2 separate regions of the Homo sapiens genome follow, and region 1 is linked to region 2. A link is an interaction called in ENCODE POLR2A ChIA-PET data of the cell type or tissue named here. Cell type or tissue: PC-9. All regions are shown on one strand. Links, peaks and the distances in the headings refer to the core of each region. The heading gives the core; the rest is flanking DNA. Region 1 overlaps WDPCP (WD repeat containing planar cell polarity effector). Region 2 has its middle 5.4 kb from the start of AFTPH-DT.

The links. Peaks named below come from ENCODE experiments on the same cell type or tissue, not always from the same donor. Only the 100,000 strongest peaks of a DNase experiment are listed, where the experiment ranks them.
Region 1: POLR2A ChIA-PET joins it to region 2 with 9 read pairs; 1 of 35 experiments calls an interaction of 5 or more read pairs at or near these places.

What each region holds. Positions count from the first base shown.
Region 1 is chr2:63,554,347-63,558,743 of GRCh38, reverse strand. The region is part of intron 1 of WDPCP (WD repeat containing planar cell polarity effector); the gene reads left to right. Among named protein-coding and RNA genes, the nearest start is that of WDPCP, 32 kb to the left of the region's middle. In PC-9, for the core only: no CTCF peak of the experiment used is centred there; a DNase peak (open chromatin) is centred at 2,613.
Region 2 is chr2:64,516,510-64,520,906 of GRCh38, reverse strand. No RefSeq gene overlaps it. Among named protein-coding and RNA genes, the nearest start is that of AFTPH-DT, 5.4 kb to the left of the region's middle. In PC-9, for the core only: no CTCF peak of the experiment used is centred there; no DNase peak of the experiment used is centred there.

The DNA of each region.
Region 1 (4,397 bases), core at 173-4,172, 960 kb after region 2:
TTCAGCTTCTTCCTGGTTCAGTCTTGGGAGGGTGTATGTGTCCAGGAATTTATTCATTTCTTCTAGATTTTCTAGTTTATTTGCGTAGAGGTGTTTATAGTATTCTCCGATGTTTGTATTTTTGTGGGGTCAGTGGTGAGCTCCCCTTTATCATTTTTTATTCTATTTGATTATTCTCTCTTTTCTTTTTTCTTTTTCTTTTTTTTTTTTTTTTTTGAGACAGAGTCTCACTCTGTTGCCAGGCTGGAGTGCAGTGGTGCGGTCTCAGCTCACTGCAACCTCTGACACCCTGGTTCAAGCAATTCTCCTGCCTCAAGCCTCCCAAGTAGCTGGGATTACAGGCACGCACCACCACGCCCAGCTAATTTTTGTATTTTTAGTAGAGACGGGGTTTCCCTGTGTTGGCCAGGCTGGTCTCAAACTCCTGACCTCAAGATCTGCCCGCCTCACCCTCCCAAAGTGCTGGGATTACAGACGTGAGCCACCACGCCTGGCCTCTTTTCTTCTTTATTAGTTTAGCTAGCCGTCTATTTTGTTAATTTTCAAAAAACCAGCTACTGGATTCATTGATTTTTTTTTTTAAGAGGTTTTTATGTCTCTTATCTCCTTCAGTTCTGCTCTGAACTTGGTTATTTCTTGTCTGCTTTGATTCTCTAGCTCTTTTAGTTGTGATGTTATGGTGTTGATTTGAGATCTTTCTAGCTTTTTGATGTGGGCATTTAGTACTATAAATTTCCCTTATGACACTGCTTCAGCTGTGCCCCAGAGATTCTGTTATGTTTTCTCTTTGTTCTCTTTGGTTTCAAAGAACTTCTTGATTTCTGTCTTAATTTCATTATTTACCCAGGAGTCATTCAGGAGGAGGTTGTTCAATTTCCATGTAGTTGTATGGTTTTGAGTGAGTTTCTTAATCTTGAGTTCTAATTTGATTGCACTGTGGTCTGAGAGACTGTTTTTATAATTTCACTTCTTTTGCATTTGCTGAGGAGTGTTTTACTTTCAATTATGTGATAGATTTTAGAGTAAGTGAATGTGGCACCGAGAAGAATGTGTATTCTGTTGTTTTTGGGTGGAGTGTTCTATAGATGTCTGTCAAGTCTACTTGATCCAGAGCTGAGCTCAAGTCCTGAATATCCTCGTTAATTTTCTGTCTAATATTGACAGTGGGGTGTTAAAGTCTCTAGCTGTTATTGTGTGGGAGTCTAAGTCTCTTTGTAGGTCTCTAAGAGCTTATTTTGTGAATCTGGGTGCTCCTGTATTGGGTGCATATATGTTTAGGATAGTTAGCTTTTCTTGTTGAATTCAACCCTTTACCATTATGTAATGCCCCTTCTTTGTCTTTTTTGGTCTTTGTTGGTTTAAAGTCTGTTTTGTGAGAAACTAGAATTGCAACCCCTGCTTTTTTTGCTTTCCATTTGCTTGGTAAATTTTCCTTCATCGTTTTATTTTGAGCCTTTGTGTGTCTTTGCACGTGAGATGGGTCGCTTGAATACAGCACACTGTTGGGGTCTTGATTCTTTATCTAGCTTGTCATTCTGTGTCTTTTAATTGGGGGCATTTAGTCCATTTACATTTACGGTTAAATGAGTGAATTTGATTCTGTCATTGTGATGCTAGCTAGTTATTTTGCAGACATGTTGTAGTTGCTTCATAGTGTCATTGGTCTTTGTACTTCAGTGTGTTTTTGTAGTGGTTGATAACGTTCTTTCCTTTCCATATTTAGTGCTTCCTTTAGGAGCTCTTGTAAGGAAGGCCTGGTGGTGATGAATTCCCTCAGCATTTGCTTATCCAAAAAGGATTTTATTTCCCCTTCACTTATGAAGCTTAGTTTGGCTGGATATGAAATTCTGGGTTGGAAATTCTTTTCTGTAAGAATGTTGAATATTGGCCCCCAATCTCTTCTGGCTTGTAGGGTTTCTGCTGAGAGGTCTGCTGTTAGTCTGATGGGCTTCCCTTTGTAGGTGACCTGGCCTTTCTCTCTGGCTGTCCTTAACATTTTTTCCTTCATTTCGACCTTGGAAAATCTGATGATTATGTGTCTTGCGGTTGATCTTTTCATGGAGTATCTTACTGGTGTTCTGAAAACTAAAAAAGCCAGAGTGCCTCTTCTCTTCCGAAAGATTTCAACACCTCTTCAGCAAGGGCACAGAACTGGATGGAGGCTGAGATGAATGAATTGACAGAAATAGGCTTCAGAAGGTGGGTAATAACAAATTTCACTGAGCTAAAGGAGCATGTTCCAACCCAATGCAAAGAGGCTAAATTTGAATGTTGGTCTGCTTTGCTAGTTTGGGGACATTCTCCTGGATTATATCCTGAAGTATGTTTTCCAACTTGGTTCCATTCTCCTTATCTCTTTCAGGTACCCCAATCAATCGCAGGTTCGGACTTTTTACATAACCCCATAGTTCTTGGAGGTTTTGTTCGTTCCTTTTCATTCTTTTATCTCTAATCTTGTCTGCCTTTCTTATTTCAGCAAGATAGTCTTCAAGCTCTGAAATTCTTTCCTTCACTTGGTCTATTTGGCTGTTAATACTTGTAGTTGATTTGTGAAGTTCTCATGTTACGTTTTTCAGCTCCATCAGGTCATTGATGTTCCTCTCTAAACTGGTTATTCTGGTTAACAGCTGCTGTGATGTTTTCTCATGGTTCTTAGCTTCTTTGCAGTGGATTAGAGCATGCTCCTTTAGCTTAGAGAAGTTTGTTATTACTTACCTTCTGAAGCTTACTTCTGTCAATTCATCCATCTCAGCCTCCATCCAGTTCTGTGCCCTTGCTGGAGAGGATTATTTGGAGACGAGGCACTCTGGCTTTTTTATTTTTCAGCATTTTTTTCACTGATTCTTTCTCATCTTTGTGAGTTTGTCTAGCTTCAATCTTTGAGGCTGCTGACCTTTGCATGGGGTTTTTTGGGGACTTTTTTTGTTGATGCTGTTGTTGTTGTTGTTCCTTTCTGTTTGTTTTTCTTTTAACAGTCAGACCCCTCTTCTGTAGGGCTGCTGCAGCTTGCTGGGGGTCCACTCCAGACTCTGTTTTCCTGGGTCCCTCTCACACTGGAGATGTCACCAGTGGAGGCTGCAGAACAACAAAGATGGCTGCCTGCTCCATCCTCTGGGATTTCCATCCCAGAGGGGCACCGACCTGATCCAGTGGGAATGCTCCTGTATAAGGTGTCCTGCAACCCCTGTTGCGGGGGGGTCTCACCTAGTCAGGAGGCACGGGATCCGGGACCCACTTAACCAAGCACTCTGGCTGCCCCTTGGCAGAGAGGGTGTGCTGCACTGGGGGGAATCCCACTGGCCTGGACCGCCTGGATTCTCTAGAGACAGCAGGGGAAAAACTAAGTCCGCTGATCTACGGAGATCATGGCTGCCTCTCCCTGCAGGGGTACAGTCCCAGGGAGACCAGAGTTCTGCCCATAAACCCCTGGCTAGAGTTGCTGAAATTCCCTCAGGGAGGTCCCCCCAGCTAGTGAGGAGGGATGGGTCAGGGTCCGGCCTCAAGAGGCAGTCTGGCCACAATCTGCCACAGGCACTGTGCTATGCTGTGAGGAATTCCTCCCGTGTCCAAACTGCCCAGTCTCCTTGGCACTGGCAGGGGAAAAATAGCAGACCAGAGCTGCAATGATGGCTGCCGCCCCTCTCCCTGGGAACTTGGTAGTCTTAGGCAGTCTCCAGCCAAGTGGCTGTAAAGAATCTGCACATCTCTGTGCGTTAGACTAAGGCCCTGCTGGCATGAGCTCATGAGGGGATCTCCTAATTTGTGGACTGCTCAGATCTGTGGAAAAAGTGTGGTTTCTTGGGCAGGGTAGCACAATTTCTCACCCCCTCTTGGCTGAGGGGTGGGAGCTTCCTTTCCCCCATGTAGCTCCCAGGTGGGCTGTCACACCACCCTGCTTTTCCTCAGTCTCCATGGGTCTCACCAGCTGCCTAGTCAGTCCCAGTGAGAGAACCTGGATACCTCAGTTGTTGGTTCAGGACTCAATCACCATTTTTGTTCTTCTCAGTAGTAGGTGAAATTTTGATGAGGAGGATACTTGCATAATTTCATAATATCTGCCCACAAAATATTTATTAATCTTTTTTTTTTTTGAGACGGAGTTTCGCTTTGTTACCCAGGCTGGAGAGCAATGGCGCAATCTTGGCTCACTGCAACCTCCGCCTCCTGGGTTCAAGTGATTCTCCTGCCTCAGCCTCCAAAGTAGCTGGGATTACAGGTGCCTGCCATCATACCCAGCTAATTTTTTGTATTTTTAATAGAGATGGGGTTTTGCCACGTTGGCCAGGCTGGTCTCGAACTCCTGACCTCAGGTGATCAAGTACAACATATTTATTAACTGGGGGAAATCATGGTAGACACCAATTTACCAAGTGACATAAGTTGCCAACCCCAATAAT
Region 2 (4,397 bases), core at 119-4,118:
TGGCTGACAGAGCAAGACCCCTTCTCAATAATAATAATAATAATAATAATAATGAGCGACTTTCCCAAAGTGTGATGAGCAACAGAGATTTTGTTTCTTAATCATTCCCACTGATCTTTCTTGGATTTGCTTATCAAATTTATTGCATAAATAATAAAAATTACAATTTGGTGTTATAGTACTTCCTGGAGTACTGGATATCTAGAACTTTATGGACATATTCAATGTATCAGGGAAAATATTGAATATTTCAATATTTAATATGTCTTAACCTGTTAAGACAGTATTAATTTTATCCATAAAATTGGAGAGGTAGGGAAGAAACTGCTGTTTGACTACATTATTTCTAAAGGTGCTGAAACTTTTTCAGCAAATTTTTTAAAGGCTCAAATTCTGTATATAAAGTTCTAACAAATTTTATAGAACTTTCCAACGAAAAACTTTTGAAGGATGGGCTTCTGGTAGTGGTAATTGACCTGAATACGTAACATTTAAATCAAAGACCTCAAACTAATTTCCTAGATTTATCTAGACATATTCTTTTGCTACATGAGGACCAGCGTTCCACCCCCTTTGGAGGATTTGACAACAAGGTGCCATCTTGGAAGCAGAGAACAGCACGCACCAAACAACCAAATCTCTTGGCACCTTGATCTTGCACTTCACAGCCCCAAGGACTGAACCTGTACCCACTCATGGGCTTACCACATATGGAGCAATATAGATGGAGTGTTCTCCTGAAGGGAGCTGCAGCCCAACCTTCTTCTTTATTCTAGTCTTCAAGCCTCTCTTTTGGCTCTGAGCAAAGCTTTGAAGGGCTCATTATGTGCTATAATGGTTCCACTATCAACCTGCTATGTTGTGAAATTCAGCCTGATCACCTGGAGAAAACATGACCTTTCTGAGCAACTTGTCTCTCAGGAGAAAAGTCTCCTTTATTTTGAAGGAGATTGGCCTCAGGGCACTGTGGAAGTGATAACTCTATTTCTACTTTTGTCCCTTATTTCAAGGTGAAGAGAAGTGGAAACCTTGCAGTGAGTCATGACAAAAATATATAAAGTAAAACATTAAAATTAATTTCACCTGTTTCTTTTTACTTTTTAAAACTAGCTACTAGAAAATTTTAAATCACAATGTGGCTCACATTATATTTCTATTGTACAATGCTGAACCTTTGTTTAAAACCTACATCTGTCTTTAAATTTGTGTAGTCATAGGATCCAGGGAAATACAATAGAAATAGTTTTCATGCAATTTTAACAGTTGCATGAAGGCAGAGACTTCTGTCTGCTTTATTCATTTCTATATTCCCAACTTCAAGAAAGTGGCCTGGTACATGGTTGATGGCGATACATATTTATTCAGTAAATGACATTCCATTGAATGAGTGGCGTGGGTAGTTCTAGAAAAAAAAATTTAATGTATTTCTGTTTTTTTTGTTTGTTTGTTTGTTTGTTTGTTTGTTTTTTGAGATGGAGTCTCTCTCTTGTTGCCCAGGCTGGAGTGCAGTGGCGCAATCTTGGCTGACTGCAACCTCCACTTCCTGGGTTCAAGCGATTCTCCTGCCTCAGCGTCCCTAGTAGCTGGAATTACGGGTGTGCGCCACCTTGGCCAGCTAATTTTTGTATTTTTAGTACAGACGAGGTTTCACCATGTTGGCCGGTCTGGTCTTGAACTCTGGACCTCAGGTGATCCGCTTGCCTTGGCCTCCCAAAGTGCTGGGATTACAAGCATGAGCCACCACGCCCAGCTGAAAAATTTAATGTATTTTTAATAGCTTTCTTGAGGCTTTGCTATTTATCATGTCTTTCAATTGTTTTATAGTTATACAGGTGTAATATCAATTTATGATCCTATCCTTGATTATTATTTTTGTAATTTTTCTTTTTAAATTAATTAACAATTTACTGAACACCTTTATGCACTCAGCTTCCTCTATTTCTGTGCTGAGGGACTGTAAAGAAACAGGCTTTGGTTCCTGCCCAGAAACAGGAGTTAACAGTCTAGTTGGGGAGACAAGACTGATATACCTGAAACAATTGTCACCTTGAAACTTCTGATTCTATCAAATGGAGAATAATTAAGTGCTGAAGCTGCATAGGATTGACAATAAAAGTAACAAGTTCAAAGAAGAGGAAGATCTGCTGGAATAGTTTGAGAAATGCTTCATTTCAGATATGTGTTTGCCCCAGTGTATCCAATTGTTCTGCTGAGGAGTACTTCTCCAGCTCCTTGAGGCCCCATGCATTAGGCCCTCCCCTTCCCAAAAACCAGCCCTTCCTCTCTGCGGGGGTCCCAGAGGGAGCTTCTCTCAACCCTATAGCTGTTCCAGTAAAGTATGGTTTGTCCAGGCACTGTTCTCATGCTGCAAGTCTTGAATGATCTCAGATGTCTTTGGAGGCTAGGATCTTGTATATAAAGAATTTAGGGATAATCCTCTCATTGTTATTTCTCAGGAGCCCACCACTTTCACTTCAAAGTCTTTAACATGTTCCATGTACCCCTAGCTCCAAAGCTACTCTCCTGGCTATCTCTTCTTCGAGTCTTCATTCAAGTGGCCCCATGAAGAGCACCAGTGGAACTTCCCATTGCCCTTTGGGAACTCCAACCAGATCAATGCCGTGAACCCAGAAGCTGCTCCTGGCCCTGAGATGATGCTCCTTCAAGACTGTCCCAAGCCTGGGCAACACAGGGAGACCCCATCTCTACAAATAATAAAAAAAATTAGCCGGGTGTATTGGCGCACACCTGTGGTCCCAGCTACTTGGGAGGCTGAAGTAAGAGGATCACTTGGGCCTGGGAGGTTGAGGCTGCAGTGAGAAGTGACTGAGCCACTGCACTCTAGCCTGGGGGACACAGTGAGACCCTGTCTCAAAAAAAGACAGTCCCCCACACTTCTCTATTGCAGCCAGGCCTGGGATGCTGACATTGTGCTGTCAGAAAGAGGCAGCTTGGTACATGAACAGGATCAGCTTCAAAGTGGGATCGGCCCAGATATGAACGTTAGCAACATCATAGAACCTTGCAGAGAACTTTCCTCAGCTGCAAAAATCAAGAAAATGTTCCCACCCCACAGAGTTGCTATCCAGCTGAAATGAATTAATGTATGTAAAAGATTCCTACATTGAGCCCAGTATTAGTCTCTTAATGGAAAACCCTACTGTCACCAAATTGACCTTTCCCCCAGACCAAAGATTCTCAAATGGGGCAATGTTGACACAAGCCCCTCCCCACCAACCTGGTGACATTTACCTATGTCTGGAGACACCATTAGTTGTCACAACTGATGTGGGGCTACAACTGGCATCTAGTAGGTAGAGGCTAGGAATATCCCTAAACATCCTACATTACAGATGAAAGCCCCCCAAAATGCAGAATTATCCAACCCAAAATATCAGTCGTGCCAAGTTTGAGAATGAACTTGTTTCAGAACACCCTTAAGCTGCCAATTGCCACTGATACTGCCTCAGAGAATTCTGTCTACTGGGGCTGCTAATTCTGAGTCCCTCAAGTGTCTGCCGCTGCTCCCCTGAACACACGGTCACACTGGCTTTCCAGAGATTGTCAATGCCGAACTCCCTGATGACATTTTGGACCTCTGGTGTGCTAGAGCTGAGACAGAGACGATAATTCTGGTGCTCTAGTCTGTGCCCATATTGAGTGCACCAGACTCTAAGTTCTTGTAGCTCTGTAGGGCCCATGAAATAAGTGTTGCTGTATTGTGTTGTTTTTCTTATTAGGAAATCAGAGCAGTCCTTACCCGGAACTGAGCAGGAGAGACCTGTGCAGAGGCTGTGCTGGGAGCTTGCCCTGGGGTATAGGAGGGTCTTGTTCTCAGATCCCAGTCAGAATCAGAGTGGGTGGGCACTTTGCTTCCCTTCATAAATACCATCAAGAGGAGCATCTGTCCTCTCAGGTGAGGGATTCAGCCCAAAGCCAAGGGCTCAGAGGCAGACAACATCTTAGGGGGCTGGTTAACACATCTCTCTACTACACTTTTGGTTCCACTGTGACCCTGTCTTAGACTATTTTGCCTCATCCAGCCTGGCAGGTATTATTTTTGCTTTGCTGCCTCCCTCCCCAACCCCCACTAAAAGACAAAGACAATTGAACACAGCGAGCCTCCTGATGTGATGCAATGTAAAGTACACAGATACAGAACTACACAGTATTCTTGCCAAACATATTTATCCTGGAATCTAAATAAGCCTTTAAATTCAGCTTCTAGTTTACAGGAAATACTGGAGGAACCAGTTAAATGGCACTATAAGGAAACAAGCATGCACATCTAGCATATGGATTATTTTACAAGACAGATAACTTTGTCTCTTCAAAAGTAATATTCTAGATTAAAAGAGACTTTAGAGGATTAATGACCAAGTGAAATGCATGGTTCT